2 separate regions of the Mus musculus genome follow, and region 2 is linked to region 1. Evidence: chromatin contacts called from ENCODE Hi-C data. All regions are on one chromosome and are shown on one strand. The core of a region is the stretch at or near the end of the contact, and the rest is flanking DNA. Distances in the headings are between cores, read along the strand shown. Region 1 holds the start of Zfhx4 (zinc finger homeodomain 4). Region 2 holds the start of Pkia (protein kinase inhibitor, alpha).

Evidence for each region. A loop is a pair of places that touch in the nucleus more often than their neighbours do.
Region 2: a loop to region 1 is called in a map of gastrocnemius, with 5 times the contacts of the local background. The contact joins the promoter of Pkia here to the promoter of Zfhx4 in region 1. A Hi-C loop is called at or near these places in 2 of 37 maps with a recorded cell type or tissue (T-helper 17 cell and gastrocnemius).

Annotation. Positions count from the first base shown.
Region 1 is chr3:5,216,238-5,220,297 of GRCm38, reverse strand. Zfhx4 (zinc finger homeodomain 4) reads right to left here and starts at 1,744. Exons shown (of 11, transcript NM_030708.2): 1 at 1,371-1,744. All of the region lies in intron 1 of 2700069I18Rik (RIKEN cDNA 2700069I18 gene), which reads left to right.
Region 2 is chr3:7,364,964-7,368,439 of GRCm38, reverse strand. It overlaps Pkia (protein kinase inhibitor, alpha), which reads right to left and starts at 1,836. Exons shown (of 3, transcript NM_008862.3): 1 at 1,688-1,836.

The DNA.
Region 1 (4,060 bases), core at 495-2,994:
AGGAGAGGAGAGGAGAGGAGAAGAGAAGAGAAGAGAAGAGAAGAGAAGAGAAGAAAAGAAAAGAAAAGAAAAGAAAAGAAAAGAAAAGAAAAGAAAAGAAAAGAAAAGGAAAAGGAAAAGGAAAAGAAGCGAGACCAGGCTCACTCCAGCCCCTGGTAGCCTAACTGATCATATCAGGTCAGAAGGCATGCTTGGTGCCAGCTGAAGCTGAGGAGGTGAAGTTCATTTGCAGACATGGAACCCTGTAGTGAGTGTGTGTGTGTGTGTGTGTGTGTGTGTGTGTGTGTGTAAAATGCATCAATTCCCACAGTCAGCCACATCTCCTTTACACACACACACACACACACACACACACACACACACACACACACACCCTTGCCCTTTACCAAAAAAGAAAGCAAAGGCTCTTGATCTCCAGCCGCGGGTGTCCTCTTAGTGTGGCGATCAATCCCCAAACCCCGGGGCGAGCTGCCTCCACTCCCAGGTCTGCGGACATAGGCCGGGAGATCCCGCCTCCTAACGGACCTACCAGGTCCGCAGCGCCCGTGCAGCCAAGAGCCGCCAGGGCCTGCCGCTGCCGGCCGCGCTCCGCAGACCGGTGTCTACCTGCAGCCAAGCCCCGCGCTCGCCCATCCTCCCGGGCCCGGCGCCTCGCGCGCACCAGCCCTGGCCTGCCACAGCCCCGCGCAGTGAGTGCCCTTCGGGAACTTGAGAAAGGGTGGAGAAGGGAAAAGGAAGATGAAAAGGAAACCGAGAAGAGTACAGGGGAGGATCAAGGGAGAGGAGAGGAGAGGGGGGCTGCGAGCCCCACCGACCACTGTCCAAACTTTCGGAGAATGTGTGCAGAGGAAACATCATCTCGATGGGGTGCAGGGACGCGGAGCGAGCGAGGACCCCAGATAATGTCCGAGCCGCTGCCGAAATGACAGCTTCGCCGGATCACCAGAGTGTCTCCGGCTCCCGAGGAAAGCAGAACCCGAAAAGACTGAGAAAAAGACAGAAAACTGCTCGGCCGAAAGTCACTTAATACAAAAGTTAAATCTTGAAAAGCATGCCTCCCCCCCACCTCCAGCCCCAATCCCCCCTCCGCCTGTGCCTTCTCCCTCCCTCAGCAGAGCAAATCTTTGAGCCAAAAAAAAAACGGGGGAAAGAGATGGAAAAGGGGGGCAGAGCGGAAGAGGTGGTCGGGATGAGGGTACGTGTGCTAGGGCGAGCGGTAGCAAGCGATCTAGGGGTAGAGAGGCGGAGAGGGAGAGGGAGAGAGAGTGAGCGAAATATCAAAGATTGTGCAAGATCAGGCTGGAAAGATAATCGATACTCGACCTAAATTTAACACAAACTACTCAATAAAAGTTAAAGAAAAAACTTACTTTCCATTTCCCTGCAGTTCCTACTCGATCTTCGCCTCTTTTTTGTTTTGCTTTTATTTTACGTACAGCTGATCACATCCAAGTAAAACGAGAGGGTTCATTAAAAAGAATAAAAAATAAAAAAATAATCCTCGAACTTTATTGGGTGAAAATAAAAACGCTGGAGCAAAAAGTGGGGAGCACGGAGCGGTCCTCGGGGTTCCGGGAGGAGTTAAAGCATGTGCCGACCGCGGTCTCGCTGTTTGCTTGTGAAGGGGTTGGGAAAAGGAGGAAAGGAAATGAAAATCCGATATGTCTTTATTCTGCTAATTATTATCGTTTTAGCCCTGTTTAAAAAAAATGGCTGATTAAGTTGAGTGCGCATGTCTTTGTGTGTCTATTCCCGATATGCACTCTGGGAATGAGAGAGGAGAGCGAGGGAGAGGGGGAGGGAGGGGGGAGAGGTGTAATTAGTGAGGTGATCAACATTCCCCAGACTGCAAATGACGCGCAGCCAGGACTCAAAGCAGCCTGGGAGCCTCGCGACTTCCAGGGCTCCTAGCGTTGCGGCTGGAGCCCTGGACGAGGCGACTAAGGAGACGGAGGATGGGGACCTCCGGGGCTCGCACCCCATGCGCCCCTGCGCACAACTCTCAAACTTCATTAGACACACACGAACACACTCTCACACAGAGACAGCAAAGAGAAGAATATAAAAGCACAACTCATTCCTAAGAAATGCCTTTTTAGAGTTCTAGATTAAAAAAAAAAAAAACAAAAACAAAAACAAAAAAAAAAAAAACCCAGGCAAAATAATTACTCTCACACCAAAGATATGTTTACCAGGGAGCTTTAAGGAGAAATACAAGTCAAGGTAATTAAGAGCTTTTCTCTGGGTTGGTTTATTCTACTACGCACTCAGAAGTACTTTAACAGCTAAATACTAAGGCCTGAGCAAATATGCAGATGTATGTAAATAAAGAGTGCCAGTCAGTGTGAGCAAACAACACCCAGTTCAACCTCTTTCAAAGGAGAGATTTCTCTCTGGATCCTCAGGCATTCTATTTAAAACTATATCTTGCACTTGCATTTACGCTAGAGAAAACCTACAAGGGAGGTGGAAGTGGTTAGTTTAGTCAAAGTAAACTTCCAAATGAGAGTAAGTTCGGGTTGTAAGAGTGATACTAGGGTACAGCCTAGATTTTATGTAATATTCTTGAATATTTTATCAGAATCGCATAAGTTGAATGTAATGGTTTAAAAGGACTTATGGAAGAAAAGCTTTCATCTTTCTAGACTGTTCAGTTATCTTTCTGGAAGCACATTATGATGAATTTTAAAACCCCAATACAGATCTCATTAGAGTGAAATATATTTGGTATTTTCTGGTGCAAAATTTAAGGTGCCTGATTCTCATTTGAAAATCTAATTATCTCTTTCCAATATTACAGATGTGAATATGAGTGACACTTTCATTAAAAGATAATTAACTAACACTCGGAATAGACATACTTTTAAATACCCCCTACTGAATGTGGGATATATATATATATATATATATATATATATATATATATATATATAATATATCTGTATATATATATATATGAATTGCATCTTGATACACTACTACACAAGAGGTCATAAGTAGACACCATCTATGTAATATTTTAAAACCTGGAATCATATAATGAAAATAAGAGTAACCAATCAAATGAGCTGCAAACAGGAAACACCAGTGCTGCCCAGCTTCCTGAGCAGGTGAGGCACCAGCCACTTCTGAGCTGACAGGCCTTTGAAGTTTTGGATTGCCAGGATCTGCTTCAAAACCTTGTTTTAGTCCTTAAAAACCAAAGGTACCAAACAAGGTTTATAGCAACAGCAAGATTTGTAGCACATCACTGAGAGTTCAGAGACAGTAAATATGTCTTCCTGGGTCTAATACCCTTGTCCTATCAGTGTATACGCCTTACATCCTAGGACAAATGCAAATAGAACAAAACATCTGTGTGGATAAAATTATACTCCTCCCTGCAAGATCAGACCTAGGCCCATATCTGAAAAGCTGCTTGCATTCAGCAACTAGCTAACTTTACAATGAAAATTCAAAGCAGAGAATAAAACCTAGATGTGGTCTTTGGTAAGAGGAAAAGGCAATGCCATCTTAGAAATCTGGAGTGGCTACATGAAGCCGTGTTTTAGAAACCAAAGCCACTAAATGGCAACAGAAAAGCAAATTCTGTCTCAAGAGACTCCTATTTCCAACATCTTTGGGAAGAAATCTGTTCACAGTGAAAGAGTTTCTAAGATTTTAAAGTTATTTTGTTTATAGTCGCCCTACCTTCACACAGCAACTTCACCAGGAACCCTCCCATTGCACCTTAGTAGGGTTAAGAAACATGTTGCACACTGGGGGCGGGGGCGGGGGCGGGGGGGGCTGGGGGGGGGAGAGGATGTTTACAGAAAAACACCCTAGATAAAGCCATAATAATAACAAACTATCTGAGGTGTCTGCCTGGAGAAAAGGGGTGGACTTTTCACGAGACTAAGGGGAAATGAAAGCAGGGGAAACTTTCAAGTTGAAATCAGCAAAAATCAAGCCTTTTGCTGGAAAGAGCTCAGTGTACAAGCTTGCTGATGGAAAAACCATTTCCTGCTATTGCAGGCAGGCAAATGCAGGTGATGAAGAAAACACCTGAGAGTAATAAGTC
Region 2 (3,476 bases), core at 587-3,086, 2.1 Mb before region 1:
AAACATATTCAAGATACAGTAACAACAATACACAAACAGAAATAACCTGAGTTCCTGGAAACCCCAGAGAGAGTTCCTCGAGCGGGCTGTTTTGTAGTGGGCAACCTGTCCTTCTGCCCAGATACTGCAGTTGGAAACAAAGGAGCAAACTGAGATCTTCCTAAAGCGAATTTCTAAACCAAGTAAACACACAAGAATTAGCCTGATATCAGAGAATCTCTAACACTGGGAAGGGAAACAGGCACACTTGTCATTTGTAGGTTAAAGGCCCTCCTGATTTTCACCGATTTACCTTTTCACTGAATAAAATGGCATGGCCATTGAGTCGAACATACTGTCATCTTCAAGTATGGAGATGACAGCTCTTCTTATATACGGAATGTTGGCCCCCAGATTCCACACAATCCAGTTTACTGCAACTACTCTGTAGTTGAGGCACACATTTGAGCCACCCACTACAGCCATCTTACCTGCTTCATATCTTACTCAAACTTATGTCCCCAGCTGAGAATAAGGGCTTGAGCTGGGGGTGGAAAGGGTAGTGGGTGGGGGTAGCTCATGTGTGTGAGGGTATGAGGAGCCTGTACATAAGGAGACAATCCTGGGCATGCTCAAATAATCAAAGTCTGAGATTGGGGTCACCTTGGCTTTCTGTCTGCCAACAGGAAAGCCCCAGCTTAGGGTTACTGAGGAAACCTGAGGCATACACACTACTTGGTTTTGGAATGGTTACACTAAACTCTGACAGCTAATTTTCTTACACCCCAGCTGAACTAGAAATATTTGGAGAGACTGCCGTTTCCTTTTCCTGTACCCATGTATGCAGAGAGAACAGTCTGCATAGCCCAACATATTCTGTTATTCCACTCAAGCAAGCCTTTCGTTAGCCAACCAGGGTGACAGCAAGAAAAACACTTCGGGAAAACCATGTCTGTCCGGAGCTGAAAGCGGGACGTTTATTCCTTTGTACAGCTACAGGGGTGTGTTAAGGGAAACCCTCTGTGAGGCACAGCCCTTCTTGGGTCCTTAATGAACTCAGTCATGGAACTGAAGAAGGGAAAAAGACGATGAGATACAGCATCTCTGAAAATCAATGAGCTGATTGGCAGAGAAGATGGAAAATAAAGGTAGAAGTTGCCAAGTGCAGCCCACCTTAGGCAGAACTCGGGAGGGGAGCGAAGTTCTCACTGCACCCTGACTCCCAAAGGAACTGTATTGAAGCAAGCAGGTGTCATGACATTGAGATGAGAGAAGAAACACACAGGTATCACACCAGAGATGACAGAGAAGCAAGGAGGACGTGTAGGGGAGAGATTACGGATTACTGCCCTAACTGCTTCAAAGGACACACGCCTCCCAAGCCTGAGAAAGACTGATGGAAAGTAGAAGACACAAAGGTTAAATGGACATTCAGACGGTTTTACATTTCTAATAGTCATCAGTGTTTAAACCAACCTGCTACGGAAATGGCTGGTCGCCTTTAAGAGCTGGGGGCTGAAAAGCCCCTTTGTTTCTTCCGAACACCTCTTTTCCCATTTCAATTCAAGGCTAATCAACCTTTCACTCCCTTGCTCCATTTCCCACTGTAGAATGCAGCGGGTTAATTCTTCTTTCCCGGATCCTACAAAGCTAGCCCCAACCAGGCGGAAAGCCGTCTTGGATCGGAAAGCGCGGGTCAGCGGCTTACCTTCAGGATGGAGAGACGCGTCCCGGCTGCCCCTGGCTGCAGTCCTGCCCGCCTGGCCGCGTGTGCTGGGCTCTGGGCTCGCAAGGCCCCCGCCCCACCTGCAGCTGCAGCGGCCGCTGGCTACTCCAGGCTGGCTGCATGAAGTCATCGCCCGCCGGAGCAGCGCACTCGGTGCGAACCGCGGGGGGAGACTCGCCGCTCTGTGTTCCAGGAATTGCGTCTGCCAGCTGCACCCGAAAGACGCTGCTCCCCGGAGTGGAGGCTGATTTTCTCTGACCGATTTTACACCCGCAGCATTGCCGGATTGTGCAACAAAACAGAAGGGGCAAACAGACCTTCTTTGCAGAGAGTCCTTGATCTCCGCCCTCCCCTGTCACTATCGCTGTTTGGATAGCTCCATCTGACTGTGTAGGTTTCCCACCCTCTCCATCTTCCTTATCAGTACTGTTCATTTCGCCGAATCTGAGGGATGATTGTCTATTGAAATAAACAGTCATATACTCCGAAAATATTAAAATGGGCAACCGGCCTTTTTAAGAACCCTCATAACATGAGTCATTTGATTTTTAACACAGAGTAAAAACAGTTATGAACGCTGAAGATTGTGGACTTCCATTTTCTTGCTATTGTGATAGAATGGGGTTCTTCCAACCCAGTGAAAGGAGGAGAGCAGTGAAATCACCCAAGGACACTGAGAAGGGTCATTCCAGGATTTTAGTTCTGTTTGCTAGTGGACAGATGCGCATCCCAGCTCTCTCCTTGTACCCTACAGTCCTTGCTTTTGGGCTAGACTGCCTGGGTGAAAGCAATAATATTTGAAAAAACAAGAGGCAGATTTCACATCTGCAGATACCTGTAACTCCCAAGGGATTTCTCAGAATTTCCCTTGGTGACAAACTAAGCATGGATGCACACAAGCCTCTTGTCCTTGCTTCCTTAAATTGGCTCTCCCTCCATGCGTCTGTAAGACCCGAAAAGCCTTAGGTCCGTTATGTCCCACACTCACAGAGACGCAGAGACAAAGATTGATGCAAAAAACAAGAGGTTTATTGATCCAGCATGCTGGGGTCATCCTGAAATCAGGATAGAAGCAACCCCGAGTAGCTAAAGCACACACCTTTTATACATTCTTAAGAGCAGTTTTCAGTCACAGTTTAGCAGTTTATCATTAGTTAACCTTTAACGGCATTAAGGGGACAGACTTAAGGACCGGAGACATTGAGTGGGTTTTTCTAAACAATCAGAGGACTATCTCTTAGCGCACCTTGCAGTGAGGCAAATTCTGGGAAAAGAACATATTTACTTAACTTTTTACAAGAGTGGTCATTTTGAGCTACCACAAATCTTGCACATCTCCTTTTGCTTCCTTCCAAGGTACTGGCTAACCAACAGTTAGGTGATTGGTAGTACAAAGGGCGAAAGGCAGCTTAGGATTTTCTCTTTTTGGTGCTTGGCCAGGGTTTCTTTTCCAAGCAAGTCATTTCCAAGCAGGGAGTTTCCTTATCACTAGTATTCTGCAGTGTATGTGCCTCATTCCTCATATCTTGGCCTTCCTCGTGAGCATCATTAGAGGTTGCCAGTATTACCCTGGGAATCTGTCCAGCATAAGGGCAAGGAAGAAACTAAAAGACAAAAAAAACTTCATACTCCTCTATCAATTCCAGAAGAGAGTCAGTAATAGAGCCACCAGAGTTAACAAAAAACAAAATTAATAATTCTGAGAATTATTAATGCAGGATTAATTAGTGCAGGATGTATACACTTGAAATTTGAGACAGCTTAGTGCATC